Linked DNA regions of Mus musculus: region 1 is linked to region 2. The links are chromatin loops, found by intact Hi-C in ENCODE. Cell type or tissue: left cerebral cortex. All regions are shown on one strand.

What was found. Hi-C counts contacts between places; a loop is a spot of excess contacts. Peaks named below come from ENCODE experiments on the same cell type or tissue, not always from the same donor. Only the 100,000 strongest peaks of a DNase experiment are listed, where the experiment ranks them.
Region 1: a loop joins it to region 2, with 6 times the contacts of the local background. A loop is called at or near these places in 9 of 42 quality-filtered maps.

Annotation. Positions count from the first base shown.
Region 1 is chr2:82,568,379-82,572,378 of GRCm38, reverse strand. No RefSeq gene overlaps it. Among named protein-coding and RNA genes, the nearest start is that of A130030D18Rik, 180 kb to the right of the region's middle. In left cerebral cortex, a CTCF peak has its summit at 1,822; a DNase peak (open chromatin) is centred at 87.
Region 2 is chr2:82,076,691-82,080,690 of GRCm38, reverse strand. The region is part of intron 1 of Zfp804a (zinc finger protein 804A); the gene reads right to left. Among named protein-coding and RNA genes, the nearest start is that of Zfp804a, 25 kb to the right of the region's middle. In left cerebral cortex, no CTCF peak of the experiment used is centred here; DNase peaks (open chromatin) are centred at 1,913 and 2,262.

The DNA.
Region 1 (4,000 bases), 490 kb before region 2:
ATAACTAAAGGGCAGCTGCTCTCCTGGAAAGCCTATGCCAGTATGTTTGATGACTCACTAAAGCTGTCTCTGTAGAGCTACTGGCATGGCATACTGTCAGCACCTCCAGTGTGCAAGTCAGAGAATTTCCTTTCCACAGCAATGAGTCATTATAGTGTGTAACCTTCTGAAGGGGCTTTGTGTAACTTTCAGGCTTGTGGAAGTTTTAATTTTTGTTCACATCGTGAGTCTCATGAACCTGCCTTCTCTCTCCACAAGGCAATGGGCAATGTTTCTATTCAGAGGAAATTGCTGTACAACTCGCTCCTTAGCACTGTTTCTTATTTCTGTCCTTCCTTTCCACCCCTGTCCTGACTACTCCTTGTTGTTGTATTGTTTTGTTTTTTACTTGTACACACTATTTACCCAGACAGTCCACACATAGATGAAAACAAAACACACATGACGCTGGGCTTCATGGATCTGTTTCACTATGGTGATCATCTCCAGTTGCATTTACCTAGTAGCCAAAAAAAAAAGTAAATATAATTGAAAAATATCCTTCACTTTTTAAAATATATATTTACACATGTGTAATTTATAATAGGCTGACTTCATCGCTATGGTGAACTGCACTGTATTTAACATGCTTTTGCAGTGGTGTAATGGCAGTGTTATGAAAGCTCTACTTTGTAACTTTTTGAGCAAGCATCTTATTTGCTAACCCACATTCTAATAGTGAGTAAAAGTCCCTTTCCTTTCATATTGTCTTCTCCCACTGAAGGACACTCCCATATTTTTCATATCATTTTAATGTCACTAATTCTTCTTTCTCTTTCTATGTTTTATCAAAATTAATACCTTTAATTTCCTGTTTATGTCACGTATTGGTTCTTTTGCTATATGTGAGTGTGTGTACAAATATGTAAATATCATTAAGACATTGGTGATTATATTAATATTTTAAGTGTTGTCTGATCAGTAAATCTTGACTTATAATATATTTTAAGGAACAAACAACATTTTCTTTCTCTGTTTTTGTACTTTTCTGCTTTTGCATCTGATGTTATGATAACTCCACCAACATTTTTAGTATCACATCAGAAGAATATTTCTTTTATAGACATTCATGGCATATAAACATTTTGTTATAATAATTTTAAGCTTTCATCTGGTATAATTTTAACTATAGTTGAAGAATATTCCTTTGGACATTGTGCAGTCCATAAGTAAAATATCATAACAATCCTTTGACATTTGTCTTCAATTTATTTTGTTTTACCTTAATTTTAATCATATACTTTATACATTAAGTATATTCATCATATTCCTTTTGTATAGATAGTGTCTAAATTTTCTAAGAATTTGCAACTACTTCAATTTTATGAGATTTGTCATTAAACCCATTTGGGCTGACCTCAGGACACAGAACTGAGTTGGATATTTACGAACCTTGTAGGGCAGAAGAAGAATCTCAGAAGCAAAGACTTTACTGTTTACACCCGAAGGAATCTTGTTAAGCACAAGACTTTAAACATTATTATTTTTCACTTAAGCATGCACACTTTGAAGGATCTGGGAAAAAGTGTGTGTGTGTGTGTGTGTGTGTGTGTGTGTGTGTGTGTGTGTGTTTGTGTGTAAATTTAAGTGCTGGTATCTGAGTAGGTAGTTATGCCTAATAGTCATGTGTTTGACAACTTAATGTGGTTTCAATTTTCATGAAGTATAATACCATCTGTTTATATGTTGCTATGAGTTTGTTGGACCTAGTGAATCCAAAATATAAGAAATAGAATTCAAGGTGTTCACAACAAAAGCTTCTGCAATGTTTCTGACATACACTAGGTGTCTCCAGTTTCTTACCCAGATGAGGAATGTGGAATTAATCATACATAGACTTTGATGATAAATGACAAGAAAAGAAAAATACTCAAAAGTTACTCTATATTTTTTATATCTACATGTGACAAAAGAAACAATTTAGATTTCATGAGTTATATCTGAATTCAAGGATAAATTATTTCAAACAAGTAGACCTAATTTAGAACTCAATCACCAATCATTTAGTTCCAGGTTCTGAATACATTAGAAAAGCGATTTCTTACTAAATGGTAAATCTATTCATTAATTAACAAATGATGGTTATGGAATATTATTGTATTTGATATTTAAGTTATTCTCAAACTACTCATTATGACTGATACTTAGAAACTGCATCCCTCTGGTATTATGATAACTGTAGTGGTCAAATTTATAACTATATGAAAAACAGGAATTATGTTATTCATAGCAACTGAATAAACTGCCATGCATGTAAATATTCAAAATGAAAAAGTGGAAATCATCAGATTGGTCTGAAGTGAAGCTAAGACGTTTTTATTATTCTAAACAGATCTAAATAGGAATGTTTTACATTATTAGTTAATACATGAGAAAACCTTGTTACAATGGAAGCAAGGTTTTTATTTAGCATTGATGTCCAATTATGAAAGTGCTTTATGGATTGGTATTCTTTAAAATGTAACACACATTTTATAGCTTAAACAAAACATCATTTATCCTCAATATCAGAGTTACCAATCTAATTAATTTATGGCATGAAATTATTGGTTCATAATTTAATAATGGAGCATACTAATGCATGGGTTAGAACCCAGATTTGAGCATGGTTTCTCTTTCAAAATTTAGATTTTTGGCAAACATTTTTTAGGGTAACATTCTAGTCAACTCTGCAACACCATATTTCCTTGTAGAGGATTACCACAACAGGTTTCTGTTTGAATAGATTTTAGATTGTTGTTGTTTCTTTTATCTGAAGTAATCATGATTAACAAGATGAAAGAGAGAACTGAAACTGTTCAAAGGGTTTCAAAAGTCAATAGTGAGACCAAATTAACTGAATATAATAGGAACTACATCTAATTTCTGCCTTCATTAGAAGCACTAAACTTTTTTAAAGTGGGAGTTATTGATTTAGGAGGCATATACTTGAGGATTATCTTTAAAGTAAATCAGAAGAAATAGTCTGTTTAATAAACCTCTTATGAGAAATAAATTATTGTTAATAATCTCTTCATTTATTTTCAAGTTTACTGCTCTTACAGAATATGCCTAGCTTCCTTTTCCTAAGAGTTTCTAAGGTTACCAATACATACTTGTAATCAAAAGCATTTCAAAGTTTTGGACAAACATAATAATAATTGATGCATATTCTTAAGCCTGAACATTGGGTTGGTTTTGCATAAGGAAAAGTACATTTTTTATTGAACTTAGATGATGCAGTCACATGTCTTGGTTCAAATATAATTTAAACATGTTGTTAAAAATCACCATAGCACACACAAAAAAGTAATTCCTGTTCCTCTAATGAACCTGACATTCAGAAATTTCACTCATCTCTCTCTCTCTCTCTTTCTCTCTCTCTCTCTCTCTCTCTGTGTGTGTGTGTGTGTGTGTGTGTGTGGTGTGTGTTCTATTAATGTATTGGTTCAATTATATTAATGGTACACTCATGTCATTACTCTCACTTCTATTTGACTTTAATGTTTGTATCCATTGATCCCATATAGCAGAACACACAGCAGCTCATTCATTTTTTGTAACAGTTGATACACTGCCATGACATATGTAGCCATAGACTCCTTTATCAAGATGACTTAAATCTCAAAAGCTACCACAAGCATCTTGCATTTTTGAAAGTTTTTTTCTAAGCAGTCATAGCTCAAAAGGAGAGTAAAAGAACTGATCAAGAATATTCTTATGCCAGGAGGTTGTTCTGAATCAATGACATGGATGGTGAGCACAAATATTTCTGATATTTTGTCCTGAACAATGAAAGGTCAGAGTCATGCTTGTATATTGCCCTTCCTAATCCAACATCACTTAGCTCCCTCCCTCCCTGTATTCCTTTCTTATCTTTGTTTCTTTGTTCTCTCTCTCTCTCTCTCTCTCTCTCTCTCTCTCTCTCTCTCTCTCTTTCTACTTCCCCTCTCCCTTCTTCTGTCTTTAGCTTACTAGTTTT
Region 2 (4,000 bases):
ACTTACATGATACTCATACAAGTTCTCTATTCTGATACTAATCATCTATTTTTTTAATAATGAGGTACTCATATCCAAATTGACCATCTTGAAGGAAATGAAAGCAACATTTGTGTGTTAGAGCTAGGTTTTGTTAAAAAGAAAAAAAGGAAAAAAAAGGGGGGGTCCTAATGTGCACTAGCTACAAATTATGCAGTTGTATCTTGTTTAAGACACAACATTCTAATTATTTGACAAGAAAGCTATGAGTTGTGCTGGCATCTCAATGGTGAGAATAGATCATTTCAAGATTCATGATCCATAATAATAGAAAAGAATAAAAGAACATGAAGAATAGACAATCACCTCTATGTGAGCACAATTACAAAGTATTCCTTAGCTATGTGAGTCACAGCAGAAGTTACTCTGATAAAGTTTATGTAGTAGTATGCAAAGGAAAGAACTTCTATCAAATATCCCAAACCAAATTAAAACATTTCATTTAATATTTGATTTTAGTACTTTCTTATGCAGACTCTAAAAGATATATCAAGAGAATTATGGCAGGCTTAAATCTACAAATAAAAGTCTTTGCTTTTTCTACAATATTAAAAAGAAAAACAAAACCTAGTGACGGTGTGCCCAAGCTAAAACTCAAACAAAACAACTGAGAAGATGAGTTATCCTAAAACAATGAAGAAACAAACAAGCAAACAAGCAAGTAAACAAAACATCCTCCAAGTTGTGGGCACGCTCACCCTGGAGGCTAGGCGCTCTACTGATACTTAGTTGCCTAAAAGTTAAATATTAGAACTTGTATTTAAATATTTTATACAAATTTATTCTGAGGGAGAACTTAAGTGTTGAAACGCTAATAATGTTTGTCAGAATAAATTGATGGATGCATAACACTACTTTTAAAACAATAATAGAAAAATAGTAAAATAGTGCATTCCACTAAACTTTAAAGATTATACATAATCTTTAAAGATATACTTTAAAGATTATGAAAAATCATTTGACTCAAAATGTAGTAACTAAATTGCCTCACCATTTATCCATAATTATCCATAGTTATAATGTAAAAATAATGTGCATTATAATTAATGTTGTGTGAAGGGAGGTTCTTGTGTGACTCTGGTCACATGTGCATATATGGAGGTCAGAGGACAACTTCAGGTGACGGTGCTTGCTTTTTGCTTTATTTTGAGATGGTCTGTTTGATGTTTATGCTGCAAATGCCAAGAGTGCTGACCTCTGAGCTTCCAGAGATTATCCTGTCTCTACTTTCCCTCTTATTACATTGCACTGAAATTATGTATATGTTACCACACCCAGCTCTATGGATTTTGAGGATTCCAATTTTGGTTTTGATTCACTTTTACCAGCTGAACTATCTTATCAGCCTTATTGATAGTTAATGAAAATAAATAATGAAACTAACTTCTATTGGCCTTTATGTATCACATTCAATGTTACTGTATATAAACATGAGTATAAAATATTATAATTCAAAATATTCTTTAATATTTCATTTATTTTCACATTATGATTTTGGGAGTAGAAAAATGATACAATGGGGTATTGTTTTCAGTGACCTGTTGTGTGACAGTTTTGTAGACTTTCATACACAATGAGACACTCTAACTTTGAAATATTGTATCTCTGTAGTTCTTTATCACAGGCAAAACCACATTTCTTGTTATTTTTATCCTCCCACTTCCAACATGATCCATGACACTACCATTTGTGAACTCTTGAATTAAAGATAGAGTTGTTTTAATAATCTCTCGAGTGCCATTTAGGCTTAATGAAAGCACTGTGCTTGTTTTGAAGATGAAAGTAGTGAGAGGGCATTTCCATCCCAGACAGAACAAACCCTGGCTGCTGGAAGTAGTACATTCTAAACACTCAATACACAGATGGTGGCGTCTGCTTGCCGCTTACCCACCCCCTCTCACTGAAGAACTATAATTTCAAGTTTTATCCTGTAATACAGTGTTATTTATTAATTTAATCATCTGTTTCTTGATTTTTAAATGTCAAAGCTATACAAACTCCTTTTCCACATTGAAAAATGTCATATAAGCAAATGAATGGTTAGATGAAGTGTGCAAGTAAAATAGAAAAGTGTATAAGGCCCCTCGGAGATGCAGTCTATCTACTCTGTGCTGTATATCCTAGGATGCTCCAGATGGAATATGGCTTTTTAGCATCAACCTGGAACCTATATTATGAATAATTCAAACTTTATGAATATGTGTGTCTTCTCCAGATTGTAAGTGATCCGAACTGGCACATAAACCCAAATAAGATTTTACACTGTATAATTGCTGCTAGTGCTTTGAGCAAAATAAGATATAGATTCCATCCTACCCCCTTACGCAAGAACAGGCACTGGTGCATGTCTGGGCCAGTACTTGACCTCACATAATTAAAATTATGTTTTTTATCAAATTGAAGGTAGTATGGATATATTGTGTTTATAGCTAGACTATAGGATTCTTGCATTAATTGTTGGCATGTATATTGTGGTAAAACAGATAAAATGTGCCATTTTCACTCCCACTTATTGATGTTCAATATGTTCATATTGTTTTGAAAACACTTTATTGTATTTTACTTCAACATTATCACAAAGACTATCTGAATAAAAAGATATTTAATAAACCCTTGACTAGTTGGTAGTTGAAAAAAATCACTCTACATATACACATATGTCCATGCAAACTACTCTATCTTGTTTTATATATCATCAATAAATCAAAGTTTATCTCTTGAAAAAAAAAAGAAAAAATCACTCAACAGGATTTTTACTGGCCTTGTCGATCAGTGTGAGAAACATAATGTGCATTTTTTTTGATATTGTGTTCATGTGTCACTTGTAAAAGTGATACATCATTTAATGATAATTGCTCTTGCCTTAGTAAATATGCTTTAAAGTTCTCAGGCCATTTCTGATAATTCTCAGTCCATTTGGTTGTCCCATTTCTTCATATTATTACACAAATATATTTTTTATAGTTTTCTTTTGAAATCAGACATTTTACTTATTTTGGCTGAAATGGAAATAGAATCTGCTACTGACCTACATATATCACCGTCTTGACAAAGGTTCATTTATAATCTTAATAGTGCTACTACAGCATGATGCCTCTGGGATTTATGTGTGCATACATGCATGCTCAAGCATATATATGTTTTAAAACATGTTTGACCTTAATGTTGTACAATTAATAAAAAATATATCTTAAGTGCAATTATCTGAAACTCTAATTTCCTTTTATAATCTATAGTTATTTTGATATCCATTATGTATTTTTTATAAATACTTGGCAGAACCCCTTGAACTAGAGATACAGACAGTTGGGCGCTGCCTTGTGGGTGCTGAGAATTGAATCCGGGTCCTCTGGAATAGCAGCCAGTGACTCTTACCACTGAATCAGCAAGCAAAAACAATGTAGAAACCAGTTATATGATTGAAAAGTTCTATATTGACTATTTGGGGAGAGGAGACGATATAACAGAAGTAAAATAAGCATGTATTCAAGCTTGGTAAAGGTGTAATCATTAGCTCACAACTGTAGCAGGTGTTCAGGCTTGATACTAGTGTGATCATTAACTCGCAGCTAGAGTAGTTTTCACCGGCATCCCACAAGTTCAGTCCTCTCAACAACCCATCAAGGCATGGGAAAGAAGACATGGAGAGAGGCTGGGGGAAGAGGAGCCACTGTATTTTACTGTGTACTCACAGCTTAGAATGTTCCAAAAGCATCTCCAAACCATTCATAATAATTAGAGATTTAAGAGAAGAAGTGGGGTGGTTAACAGGGGTGGCAGAAGGTATGTATGAGAGTTATGAATAAGCTTTATGTGTGTGAAATTATTTAAGAACAAATTTAATAAAAGACAATTTTTAAACAATAGATAAATTAATTAATTAATACTTGGAATGTAGTTTTGATGAGCTTTAATTTTTCCCAGCTTATCCACAAAGATTAATAACATAAGTGTACCTTAG